Linked DNA regions of Homo sapiens: all the other regions are linked to region 3. The links are chromatin contacts, found by Hi-C or POLR2A ChIA-PET in ENCODE. All regions are on one chromosome and are shown on one strand. The core of a region is the stretch at or near the end of the contact, and the rest is flanking DNA. Distances in the headings are between cores, read along the strand shown.

What was found. Hi-C counts contacts between places; a loop is a spot of excess contacts on that map. ChIA-PET counts read pairs that join two places held with the same protein, here RNA polymerase II (POLR2A). Pooled maps may share reads with other maps.
Region 1: a loop to region 3 is called in a map with no recorded cell type, with 2.7 times the contacts of the local background. The contact joins the promoter of CACNB2-AS2 here to the enhancer-like site in region 3. A Hi-C loop is called at or near these places in 2 of 168 maps with a recorded cell type or tissue (GM12878 and posterior cingulate gyrus), 3 of 37 single-sample maps with no recorded cell type and 2 of 50 pooled maps. POLR2A ChIA-PET finds 5 or more read pairs at or near these places in 2 of 52 experiments (AG04450 and OCI-LY7).
Region 2: a pooled map shows a loop between it and region 3 (3-fold over the local background). The contact joins two enhancer-like sites. A Hi-C loop is called at or near these places in 1 of 50 pooled maps. POLR2A ChIA-PET finds 5 or more read pairs at or near these places in 2 of 52 experiments (AG04450 and SK-N-SH).

Annotation. Positions count from the first base shown.
Region 1 is chr10:18,258,851-18,262,915 of GRCh38, reverse strand. It overlaps CACNB2-AS2 (CACNB2 antisense RNA 2), which reads left to right and starts at 1,412. Exons shown (of 2, transcript XR_001747681.2): 1 at 1,412-1,750. The region is part of intron 2 of CACNB2 (calcium voltage-gated channel auxiliary subunit beta 2); the gene reads right to left.
Region 2 is chr10:18,625,048-18,629,376 of GRCh38, reverse strand. All of the region lies in intron 3 of NSUN6 (NOP2/Sun RNA methyltransferase 6), which reads left to right. Among named protein-coding and RNA genes, the nearest start is that of NSUN6, 24 kb to the left of the region's middle. RefSeq lists an enhancer at 1,470-1,679. Within about 2 kb of position 1,541, at least 33 of the 41 ENCODE cell types and tissues checked have a DNase peak (open chromatin) inside an H3K27ac peak, as active enhancers do.
Region 3 is chr10:18,471,889-18,475,878 of GRCh38, reverse strand. The region is part of intron 3 of CACNB2 (calcium voltage-gated channel auxiliary subunit beta 2); the gene reads right to left. Among named protein-coding and RNA genes, the nearest start is that of CACNB2-AS1, 65 kb to the left of the region's middle. RefSeq lists an enhancer at 3,666-3,885. Within about 2 kb of position 2,303, at least 5 of the 41 ENCODE cell types and tissues checked have a DNase peak (open chromatin) inside an H3K27ac peak, as active enhancers do.

The sequences.
Region 1 (4,065 bases), core at 163-2,662, 210 kb after region 3:
TCAAAAATCCAGATTATGTTGTCTCTTCTTTCTATTTATTTACATGTTCAATGTAAGAAGAAGAACTAAAATAAGTAGGGTAAAAATTTGTTGCTTTGTTGGAGGCCTTATTTCAGAATTTTTGTATTCAATAGGCACACATAACCATGGATTTCTTCTAATTCATTATACAAGAATAAACAGAAACACAGAAAGCTAAGAAATTCTCACTCTTCACTATTCTAGAAACTATGGATTTTTAAATTAAAATTATTTTTGTTTTTAACTTAAGGTTTTCTTTAGGCGGCTAATCTTATACTCTAAAAAGTTTGTAACACTTATTCCCAAATCTTATTTAAAAAGCAATTAATTTTTTGACTGGATAAAAACCATCTATCCCTGCAGATGTCGTCTTTAGAAATCTTGGCTGGCTACCTGACTCCTCCATTGATTTCTGATATGTCAACTGTTGCATTCAAAAGACAAATGGCACCAAATATGTAACAACTGCAAAAACCTTTAAATAAAAGGGGTTTTTCATGCTTTTACTTATTTAATAAAATTGAATACTCTCTTTAAGGTTTGACAGTATAGTTATCTCTCCCTGCCCTCCCACCCCACCCCGTCACCATTTCCAACTTTATTATTGAGATCATATCAGATTTTGACCTTGTTTGTCCTGTAAGTCTCACATATATCTCTTTTCTGTGGCCAATTTTCCAAGGTCACGGGTTTCTTTACCTTCAATACTTTAAGTATTGATTAGCTTGCTTTGTCAATTTTCTATTTGTTTTGCAGTCAGGAATGTCAAACCAGTGTTAAGCAATTCAGCACTGCAGTTTGCCCAGCCTGCATAAACCTCCTGTTCCCTTTTACAACCCTTCCTGAAAATAGAGTAGCTGCTCGCAAAAGGAGTATGAAAATCAAGCCAGCGCTTGCTCGGAGCTGGTCGGCTAGTGTAAGGCACAGCATATTGCAATTAGCATCCAATCATGTTAAGTAGTGATACACTTCAATATTTGTGTGAGCCTGCCTTGTAGAATTTAATACTCAGACAGCCATTTTGCAAAACACAGCAGGGCCATGAAATAAGGGCTATTTCAGTGAAAGAGTCACAGGATGATAAAGCTGTTGCAACAGCTGTGTCATCCATCCAGTGATTATTATCTACTATTTTTCTGAAGCTGCTCAAAATAGGATTTAGTGTTAGCCTCTGCGCCTATCTATAATTTGTCAAACTCCGTGGTATTTCTTCCCCCCACCATCCCATCATTCAAATATGAAAACAGGACTACTCTAGGTAAAAGAGAGTATCAACTGGTTTGAATGAGGCAGATCTCTGAGACAATGGACTTCTCAAACCAATCCCCGCGCAAGTTATTTCCAACCTTATCAAAGTCACAAGGCACAAAAGACAGATAAAAACATCTCTGGGAAAAAATAAATATCTCAGAATCTCCTATACCTCAGATTCCTTGAAAACTCATGGTACGAAATGATCGACTGTCTGGTTGGTTCAGCACAGGGAATAAAAACAGCTGAAAGAGGCAACATGCACCAGACAGACACGAATAGTATTTTCAGCTCCCAGCTGCAATTCTACAGCAATAGAAACTTACATAGGACACCCGTACTCGCCGGCGATGCACCAGCCCGCAGCACTGCATGAAGAGGGGGCAGAACGCAGTCAGCGTGTGGCTTCACCAAGCTGCACTGTGCCTTGTCTTCTCGTCACAGCCTCGGTCCATTTCTTCCCACCTTCTACTCCCAGGTAAGAGGCATGAGCAAATCACTTAGCTTCTGCCTCCTAGGTAGTTTCTAAAAAAGCCACCGTTCCTGCAGGCATGCCAAAACTTTGTTCTCCCCTGTTTGTCTTTTTTTGGGGGTGGGGGGCGTAATTTGAGATCTTCTTCAAGGGGGTTTCCTATTTGCAAAAATCTACAAGAAGTAGCATTAATTTTCCGGAAGTAAGTATTGCTAACACAGAGTTAGGACTGTCCAGATCGTCAGAGTTTCTTGGTGACGCTTTTACAGTAGCCATTCTCAACTCGGGAGATTTTCAAACATCTGAGTGTCTTGCATTTCGCGACCCTGCAGTACTCTGCTTTTGAAAAGCAGGAGGCCTACTCCTGCTGCTGTTTATGTGACTGCTTCTTAGCACGCTGCTGTTCCTGCTCCCGCGGCTGCTCGCCTATGATTGCCTTCTTCACAATGCACAGGCTGACAGCAGCATCCTGGATTCACTGTTACCTCTGTAACGTTTTGGGCATATCTGATTTGCTACTTCTCCCTCCTCCCCTGACCCTGAAAAATGACTGAGTCTAGACTCGAATTCACTGTGGATTCCTAGGACTACAGAAACATCCTCCAAACCGTCAGATGCTTTGTCCTGCAGTAGGTATTTCACATGAATTGTAAGGAGGATCGCCAGAGTGGCCTCAGGACCTGACTCGCTCAAGCACTGCGGCGCACAGTTGTTTGGTGCTCGCTGGCAAATGTTCATTTTCTGGGTTAAAGCATGTTAAATAAACATAACTCTGGAAGGCGAATTTGATCCGACTCAGACCTCATTAATTCATTAGATCTCATACCACCTATGATTTAGATATAATAAACTACATAAGGCTGCCTTCCAAGTGTGAGAGCTCCCAAGTCAATATTCTTTGTAAGCTATTATTTAGATCTTTCCCTAAAGACCCAGTTTTCAGGGACTGAGCTGATCCTAATATTCTCCCTAAAGACCATGTAAATGTCACACCTAAAAAGATGAATCATTAAGACATGTGGAGATTCAGCTGTTCATTGGTATGATATCAGCCATTCTAATACGCAATATCTTTAGTGTGTCACAGATATTGATCCAAATTTGCACCCATGCCCAAGTCATTCCATATTCTGTTGAGACCTAAGAAGGTATGTTAATGATTTCATGTCACAGATTAACCACCACTACATCCTTTAGGCTCCTGGAAAAATAAAAGACAATTAATTCTCAACACTTTACCAGTATTTTCTCAAGGCTTTTTTGAGATAGGGTCTTACTCTACTGCCCAAGCTGAAGTGCAGTGGTGCAATCATGGCTCACTGCAGCCTTGAACTCTTGATTGCCTTGCTCAGGCAGTCCTCCCACCTCCGACTCCCAAGTAGCTAGAATTGTAGGTGCATGCCACCACACCTGCTTAATTTTTTTTTTTTTTTTTTTTTCTGAGACAGAGTCTCACTCTGTCACCCAGACTGGAGTGCAGTGGCACAACCTCAGCTCACTGCAACCTCCACCTCCAGGGCTCAAGCAATTCTCCTGCCTCAGACTCCTGAGTAGCTGGGACTACAGGTGTGCACCACCATGCCTGGCTACTTTTACTTTTTTTTTTTGTTTGTTTTTTGTTTTTTTTTCAGTAGAGATGGAGTTTCACCATGTTGGCCAGGCTGGTCTTGAACTCTTGGACTCAAGTGATCTGCCAAGCTTGGCCTCCCAAAGTGTTGAGATTACAGGTGTAAGCCACAGTGCCCAGCCTAATTTTAAAAATTTTTTTATAGAGACAGGGGTCTCACTTTGTTGCCCAGGCTGGTCTCAAACTCCTGGCTCCAGGCCATTCTCCTGCCCCAGCCTCCCAAAGTGCTAGGATTACAAGTGTGAGTCACCATGCCTGGCCTTTAAAGTCTATGATTTAAAGCAACACTTTTATATTATTATTAATAGTCTAAGAGGTTGATAGAGGTGACAAAAAAATTCTGCCTTAATCTCCTTATTTAACTGACAAACTGGGTCCCAAAATGATTCCATGTTTTGTTTATCAGTAATATAAGCAATAGCATAATTTAAACTCTGAAACTTATATAATCTACATAGTCTGTGAAAATTCTATGGTCCTATCATATACTAGTTAAACCTTTGTGGATTTGAAGGTCCAAAAGGAAAATAACATAGTCTATAGACAGAAAATAAGGACACTTTAGTGATTAAATCAGAAACCTAGAGTAAAACAAAATTTCTGAATTACACTGTAAATTGGCTCTTGAAGTACATCCTGGAAAAAAAAAAAAATCCCTCACCATTTTCTGAACCATACATGATATATTCCAAGT
Region 2 (4,329 bases), core at 292-2,791, 150 kb before region 3:
TATGATGTTAGCTGGTTATTTTGCTCGTTAGTTCATGCAGTTTCTTCCTAGTCTTGATGGTCTTTACATTTTGGCATGATTTTGCAGTGGCTGGTAGCAGTTGTTCCTTTCCATGTTTAGTGCTTCCTTCAGGAGCTCTTTTAGGGCAGGCCTGGTGGTGACAAAATCTCTCAGCATTTGCTTGTCTGTAAAGGATTTTATTTTTCCTTCACTTATGAAGCTTAGTTTGGGTGGATATGAAATTCTGGGTTGAAAATTCTTTTCTTTAAGAATGTTGAATATTTGCCCCCACTCTCTTCTGGCTTGTAGAGTTTCTGCCAAGAGACCTGCTGTTAGTCTGATGGGCTTCCCTTTGTGGGTAACCCGACCTTTCTCTCTGGCTGCCCTGAACATTTTTTCCTTCATTTCAACTTTGGTGAATCTGACAATTATGTGTCTTGGAGTTGCTCTTCTCGAGGAGTATCTTTGTGGCGTTCTCTGTATTTCCTGAATCTGAATGTTGGCCTGCCTTGCTAGAGTGGGGAAGTTCTCCTGGATAATATCCTGCAGAGTGTTTTCCAACTTGATTCCATTCTCCCCGTCACTTTCTGGTACACCAATCGACGTAGATTTGGTCTTTTCACATAGTCCCATATTTCTTGGAGGCTTTCCTCATTTCTTTTTATTCTTTTTTCTCTAAACTTCCCTTCTTGCTTCATTTCATTCAGTTCATCTTCCATCGCTGATACCCTTTCTTCCAGTTGATCACATTGGCTCCTGAGGCTTCTACATTCTTCACGTAGTTCTCGAGCCTTGGTTTTCAGCTCCCTCAGCTCCTTTAAGCACTTTTCTGTATTGGTTATTCTAGTTATAGATTCTTCTAAACTTTTTTCAAAGTTTTCAACTTCAATGCCTTTGGTTTGAATTTCCTCCCGTAGCTCGGAGTAATTTGGTCGTCTGAAGCCTTCTTCTCTCAGCTCCTCAAAGTCATTCTCCATCCAGCTTTGTTCCATTGCTGGTGAGGAACTGTATTCCTTTGGAGGAGGAGAGGTGCTCTGCTTTTTAGAGTTTCCAGTTTTTCTGCTCTGTTTTTTCCCCATCTTTGTGGTTTTATCTACTTTTGGTCTTTGATGATGGTGATGTACAGATGGGTTTTTGGTGTGGATGTCCTTTCTGTTTGTTAGTTTTCCTTCTAACAGACAGGACCCTCAGCTGCAGGTCTGTTGGAGTACCTGACCGTGTGAGGTGTCAGTCTGCCCCTGCTTGGGGGTGCCTCCCAGTTAGGCTGCTCAGGGGTCAGGGGTCAGGGACCCACTTGAGGCAGTCTGCCCGTTCTCAGATCTCCAGCTGCGTGCTGGGAGAACCACTGCTCTCTTCAAAGCTATCAGACAGGGACATTTAAGTGTGCAGAGGTTACTGCTGTCTATTTGTTTGTCTGTGCCCTGCCCCCAGAGGTGGAGCCTACAGAGGCAGGCAGGCCTCCTTGAGCTGTGGTGGGCTCCACCCAGTTGGAGCTTCCTAGCTGCTTTGTTTGCCTAAGCAAGCCTGGGCAATGGCTGGCGCCCCTCCCCCAGCCTGGCTGCCGCCTTACAGTTTGATCTCAGACTGCTGCGTTAGCAATCAGCGAGACTCCGTGGGCGTAGGACCCTCCGAGCCGCGGGATATAGTCTCCTGGTGCTCCGGTTTTTAAGCCAATCGGAAAAGCGCGGTATTGGGGTGGGAGTGACCCAATTTTCCAGGTGCCGTCTGTCACCCCTTTCTTTGACTAGGAAAGGGAACTCCCTGACCCCTTGTGCTTCCCGAGTGAGGCAATGCCTCGCCCTGCTTTGGCTCGGGCACGGTGCGCGCACCCACTGACCTGCGCCCACTGTCTGGCACTCCCTAGTGAGATGAACCCGGTACCTCAGATGGAAATGCAGAAATCACCCGTCTTCTGCGTCGCTCACGCTGGGAGCTGTAGACCGGAGCTGTTCCTATTCTTCTCCTCAGATTTTTATTCTTTTTTCTCCCCTTTTCATTTCCATGGGATTTAGAAAAGGGTGTTTTCTTCCTCTGATTTTTTACTAAAAGCTCGATATCACAGTTATTTAAAATACAAATGAATCAGTTAAACTTTATATACAGTAAACAATTTTAACAGTAATGCATCACTGAATTACTGGTTTCTTCAGTTTACTTGAAATGAGATTTAAAATAAAATTTTGGTTTCTTCAGTTTACTTAAGACGAGATTTCAGGTACTGGTGAAATATATTTTAATTTCTGGAAGAAGATTTTTGTCTGGTAATTTAATGACTTCAGGAGAAAACTGAATGCCAGACTTGTCTTGATAAAAGAGCCTTTAAAACATCTCAACCAGCATTTTGTAAAGGCTACATTTGGATCAGTAGAACTTTTTAGGCCAAAAATCAATTTGTAATTTTAAGGAATTTCTGTATTCTCTCAATTCGTGCTCCTCCCTTTTTGATAAAAGTCTTAAAATAGTTCAAGCAGGCCAGAACATTAATTTTCTTCCTTTCTTTCACAATTGAATATGTAATTCAACAGCATAAATCTCTTGAAATCCAAATGAGACTGGATTTGTCTTCTCTTTCAGCCTACTCGATTTCCATCTTTTTTTTTCCCCCACCCAGGACGGAGTCTTGCCCTTGTTGCCCAAGCTAGAGTGCAATGGCACGATCTCGGCTCACTGCAACCTCCACCTCCGTGTTCAAGTGATTATCCTGCCTCAGCCTCCTGAGTATATGGAATTACAGGCGTCTGGCATCACGCTGAGCTAATTTTTGTATTTTTAGTAGAGACAGGGTTTCACCATGTTGGCCAGGTTGGTCTCGAATTCCTGATCTCAGGTAATCTGCCTGCCTCAGCCTCCTAAAGTGCTGGGATTACAGGCGTGAGCCACTGTGTCCGGCCCATTAAGTCTCTTTTGACTTTCCATTATGAGAAATGAGGAGATTACTGGAGTTAAATTTTCCCTAAAATTTTACCAGCTAATTTGTATTTACTGTTTTTTTATTTTTGTTTTGAGATGGGGTCTCGCCGTGTTGCCCAGGCTGGTCTCGAGCTCCTGAGCTCAAGTGATCCACCCTCCTCGGCCTCCCAAAGTGTTGGGATTACAAGCAGGAGCCACCATGCCTGGCCAGTTTTTCTGTTTTTTTTTTTTTAAACATTGTCAAGCTTTGTAACATTGTTATTTCCCAAGTATAATTCACATGGATGCAGTGTTTGCTTTCGGTCCTTATGGCACAGTTTATTTCTCATTTCTTATCTTTATTAATGTCTTTATTGGTGAGTACAGTCACTTAGCAGATCTCCCGCACCCCCTGCCCTTTCCCAAAGTGTGACTCTTACGTACTGCGTTACTTTCTTGATTGAGAATGTCTGCCTGTTGCCTTTTTGTTTATAAAACAAGTTGGCTGAGTCTGGTCGTTTCAGGCCACATAGTATTTCCCTTAGCACTTTGTAGACATTGCTTTTATAACCTGTGGCATTAAATGTTATTGTGAAGAAATCTAAGGCCCACCAAAAACTTTTCCTTTTAACAGTACGTTGTCTTTTGATTGGAGATCTGTGGAATTCTTAGTTATTCAACTTTAGACATTTAGCCAGTGTAATGCTTGATTTTGATTATTTCCTCTTAGTTCTTTATCTTTTTTTTTTTTTTTTTTTTTTTTTTTTAAAAAAAAAACACATAGTCTCACTCTGTCACCCAGGCTGGAGTGCAGTGGCGCGATCTCGGCTCACTGCAGCTTTTGCGTCCCGGATTCAAGTGATTCTCCTGCCTCACCCTCCGGAGTAGCTGGGATTACAGGTGCCCACCACCATACCCGGCTGACTTTTGTATTTTTAGTAGAGACGGAGTTTTACCATGTTGGTCAGGCTGGTCTTCAAACTCTTGAATCGGGTGATCCACCAACCTCGGCCTTCCAAAGTGCTGGGATTTCAGGTGTGAGCCACCACACTCAGCCTATTTCCTCTTAGCTTTTGATGAGACACAGTGTAGCTTTTCAGTTATATAGGTCTTCCATTATTTCTTTGAATATTTTTCTCTTACATTTTCTGTATTCTCTTTTATAAAGACAGCAGGACTTTGTGTGCTGTGTTTCTGGCACAGATATTACCTGCATCAGAGATTCCCAAGACAGCCCTCAGGTTTAGTGATTGGCTAAGACTCACAGAACCTAGCATACGGTCACACCAATGGCTATGGTTTATTACATGAAAGCATACAGAAGCAAAACCAGCAAGGGAAAAGAGGCATGGGGTGAAGTTTGGAAGAAACCAAACACAGGCTGTCTCAGTGAGGTCCCATAGGACATGCTTAATTCCTCCAGCACCTAATTGTGACATG
Region 3 (3,990 bases), core at 1,054-3,553:
AGTAACACAACATTGGCTATGAACTGGACCGTGTACCTAAACCATTTCAAGCCCAGTTCCCACATATTAAAGAGGGTTTTGTAACTGTGAAGTGAGTCTGAACACACAAAGCTCTCAGCACAGTGCCTGGCACAGGGGACACACTCAAAACAAGGTAACTGTCATTATACGAAGTTTCAGAGGATCTTTCCTAACCAATCTTGAGTTCTGCCAGTTTAGTACTGGTATGATTTGTTATTTGGGGTAAGGTCAGGGGGAGGATCAATAAGGTACCCCTTCATTCAAAGATCAATAAGTGGAGCCATATCTTGGAATGTGGTCCAGCGGTGAGCATCATCTCTGATACTGCAATACAATAAGAAATGCTTATCTGATCTGCACACCTGTTTACTGGAATGCAGCTCCTAAAACTCTTATACTCTCCAAAGTGTTAAGTGTCTTTTGGCATGCTAATGAATGACTGGTGGCTGGGGTCTCCTGGAGAGCCTTGGGATGGGGCCTGGGTGCCAGAGGAACCAACCGTAATATTAAAGTGTTTGAACTTTCCGCCCCAACACCCTGACCTCTAGAGACAGGAAAAGGGTTGGAGACTGACTTAATCGCCAGTGGCCAGTGATTTAGTCAATGGTGCCTAAGTAACAAAGCTTCCATAAAAACCCAAAAGGATGGAGATCTGAGAGCTTCCAGGTGTGTGACCCCAGGGCCGTGCTGGAAGGGTGGCGTACCTAGATACGGCATGGATGTTCTGCACCCTCTCCCATCCCTCTCTCCTCTGGCTGTTCCTGAGTTGTATCCTCTTATAATAAACTAGTCATCTAGTAAGTCGGCTGTTCTCTTGAGTTTTATGAGCCCTTCTAGCAAATTATAGAACCTGAGTAGGGGGCCATGGGAACCTCTGATCTGTAGTTGAGTTGGACAGAAGTTGAGGATAACCTGGAGACTCATCACTTGTGCGACTGGCATCTGAAGTGGGGACAGTCTTTTGGGACTCAGCCTTCAACCTGTTGGGTCTGCACTAACTCCAGGTAGATAAGGTCAGAATTGAATTGCAGGACGTGGCATTAGCATCTGCAGAGAACTGGAGAACTGCTTGCTGTTGGGGGGGAAAACAACCCACATCTGTTGTTGGAAGAATTGAGAGTAGTGGGAGAGTAGAGAGGAAACAGTTTTCCTTTCGGTGCTGCAATGCTGAGTGGCACGGAGCTAAGGAAGCCAACATTGAGTTGCATCTTTCTCAAGGCAAGGTAGATGTGCTTCACAGATCTAAGGCCACCCATCCAGGTCAGGAGCCGTGCGCTGTTACTAAGGAGAAAGTGCGTGTGTGGGAACACAACCCCTAGGAAAACAGTTGGGGAATTGGCATCTCCACCTTTGTACAGTCTAACAATCCATGCTGATTGCCTAATTGCACCTTAGTTTAGGAGCCTGAGCACCTGGCTTGGTGCACTTGGCTTAGTTTAGGACGCTGAGCCTAGGCATGTCCTTAACGTCGGCAAAATAAGCTTCTCCATTGATTGAGACCTGTCACAGAGACAGGTCTTGCTTGCTACCAGAGGGTGACCGTTGAGCCAGATTCCACTGTCCCTGAGAGTCCCCCTGCCCCTCCGGCCCTAGGCTTCTTTGTACATTAAACAGCAAGTCTGCAGGGTGCCTTTCAATTCTAACACATTATTCTCCCGCCAGCTGCGGTCATGTTCAGATTTGCAATGTTCCCCTTCGCCACCATGACAGCTTCTTCCTACCCAAAACTATAATTATATGTTTTCAGAAGGCCCATTTTCTATGTGAGAAATTTCAGCAAAACATCTCAAAACATCATGTTCCATCATCTTAACTATTAGAGATAAAAGAGCTCTTAGCGAGCAAATCCAACCCTCGCATTTTAAAATGAAAAACGGAAGCCCAGCAATTTTGTGTCTCACTCAAGGTCACAGAGAGCAGCGTGGCGGGGAGCTGCACCTGCAGCTTCTAGCTCCTTGTCTGGCACTTAAATCCAGTTACACCCTGGCCCTGGTTCTGATACAAGAAAAACCCTATTGAAACCTTAGGGAATTATTTTTCACTTTAGATGGCAGTTTTCGATTGCTATTTTACAGCTAGGAAAAGATAAGTATATTTTTTAAAGAAGCAAACACAACTGTAAAGTCAATCTCCTTCTTCACTTCGGCTATTTAAAGCAAGTTACGTGAATTCTCCGGGTGACTGATAAGAGAAGGCACGCATTTCTGGCATCCCTTACTAACACACCAGTGCACCAGAAAAGTATTGACTGATGGCTCCAGACACTAATAAGTCCAGAGTCTGTTCCTAGGAAAATGCTCTGCATGCGTCATTAAGGCTATTTTCAGGCTTGCTGTCTTGAACTGAAAGTAAACTAGCACTGGTGATTCTGAATTTAAATGTGATTTCAGTAAGGGAAGGAGCAAGCGCAACATATTTTCAGGGCTTGGGGCCTGGCAATATTTTTTAAAAGGCTGTAATAAATCTATAGACTTTTACAAGATATGACTTTTATAAGTTCTTTGAATAACAACCCAAATATTACCTGTGTATTTATCAATTCATATTAACTTGAATTGAAATACTCCTATCCAAAACAGGCATTTGTTTCCACTGCAGATGGGTCATACCATATTATACCAAGTAGAAATCACCTGTGATACGTTAACAGGCGAGCGGGGCCCCACCTGAAAAGTATTTCACAGAATTGCCAGTGGGTGGAGCTAAAGCGTGGACAATTTTTAGTGATGACCTTCAAAAGCACCACAGTTGATTCTCATACATGTCTTTGATTAAGAACCACTGATATTACCGAACAACAATGCAAATTTGGCTGCACCATTTCAACATATCCCACATTCAGGAATGGAACTCTCCATTGGAAGAAAGAGAGAATGTATTCTACAGCAGCGATGCTCAAATTTGATTTTGCATCATTTTCAGCAGCTGGGGTGGGGCTTGTTGAAAATACAAATGGCACATTTCACCCCAAACCTAATAAACTGAAATGGCTACAGAAAGGTGAGCTCAGGTAGCTACATTTTGAAGCAAGGTATAAAGAATATTTAGAAGCACACAAAATTTGAGAACCAAACCTCTCTGAAATTCTTCCTGAAAGGCTGCTTGTTTTCTAAAGACTGAACTGAAAATAGTAAACCAATACGTTTATTAAGGAGATGTGGTTGTATCAGACACAATTTTAAAACAGACCTAAATTTAAACCAAAGACACTAAAGCTCTTCCACCCACTCCCTAAACCTCCATTGTATGGGTTAACAGGCTAAGGAGGTGGCTTTTATCATGGAACCAAGGTAGGCAAGAAGCGTAGAAAAATGGGCTGGGGGCCAGGCACAGTGGCTCATGCCTGTAATCCCAGCACTTTGGGAGGCCAAGGCGGGCGGATCACCTGAGGTCAGGAATTCAAGACCAGCCTGGCCAACATGGTGAAACCCCATCTGTACTAAAAATACAAAAATTAGCCATGTATGGTGGCGTGCACCTGTAGTCCCAGCTACTCGAGAGGCTGAGGCAAAAGAATCACTTGAACCCAGGAGGTAGAGGTTGCAGTGAGCCGAGATCCCAGCACTGCATTCCAGCCTGGGTGACAGAGCGAGACTCCATGTCAAAAAAAAAAAAAAAAAAAAAAAAAAAAAAAAAGAAGAAAAGTGGGCCGGATATTAAAGGAATTGAGACTCCTTATTCGAGAATGCTTCAGCTAGTCAACCATGGGGCTCAAGACAAGCAGAAAAGAAAGCAAAGCCGGGAAGAGAAACTGAAACCTGTAAGGTGCATATGACATCAAAGAGCAGATGGATAGGAATGGGGGCAGTGAAGGAGCCAGAGAGATGACTGTAATGAAAAAGGGAGATACGGGAGTTGAACACGTCTGGGGTGAGACATATTTGTTACTTTACATGCAGGTCTTCCAAAGGCAGTTAAACAGAAAACAAATGCCTAGTGATGTTAGGATGTTGCTTGAGTAGTATATGA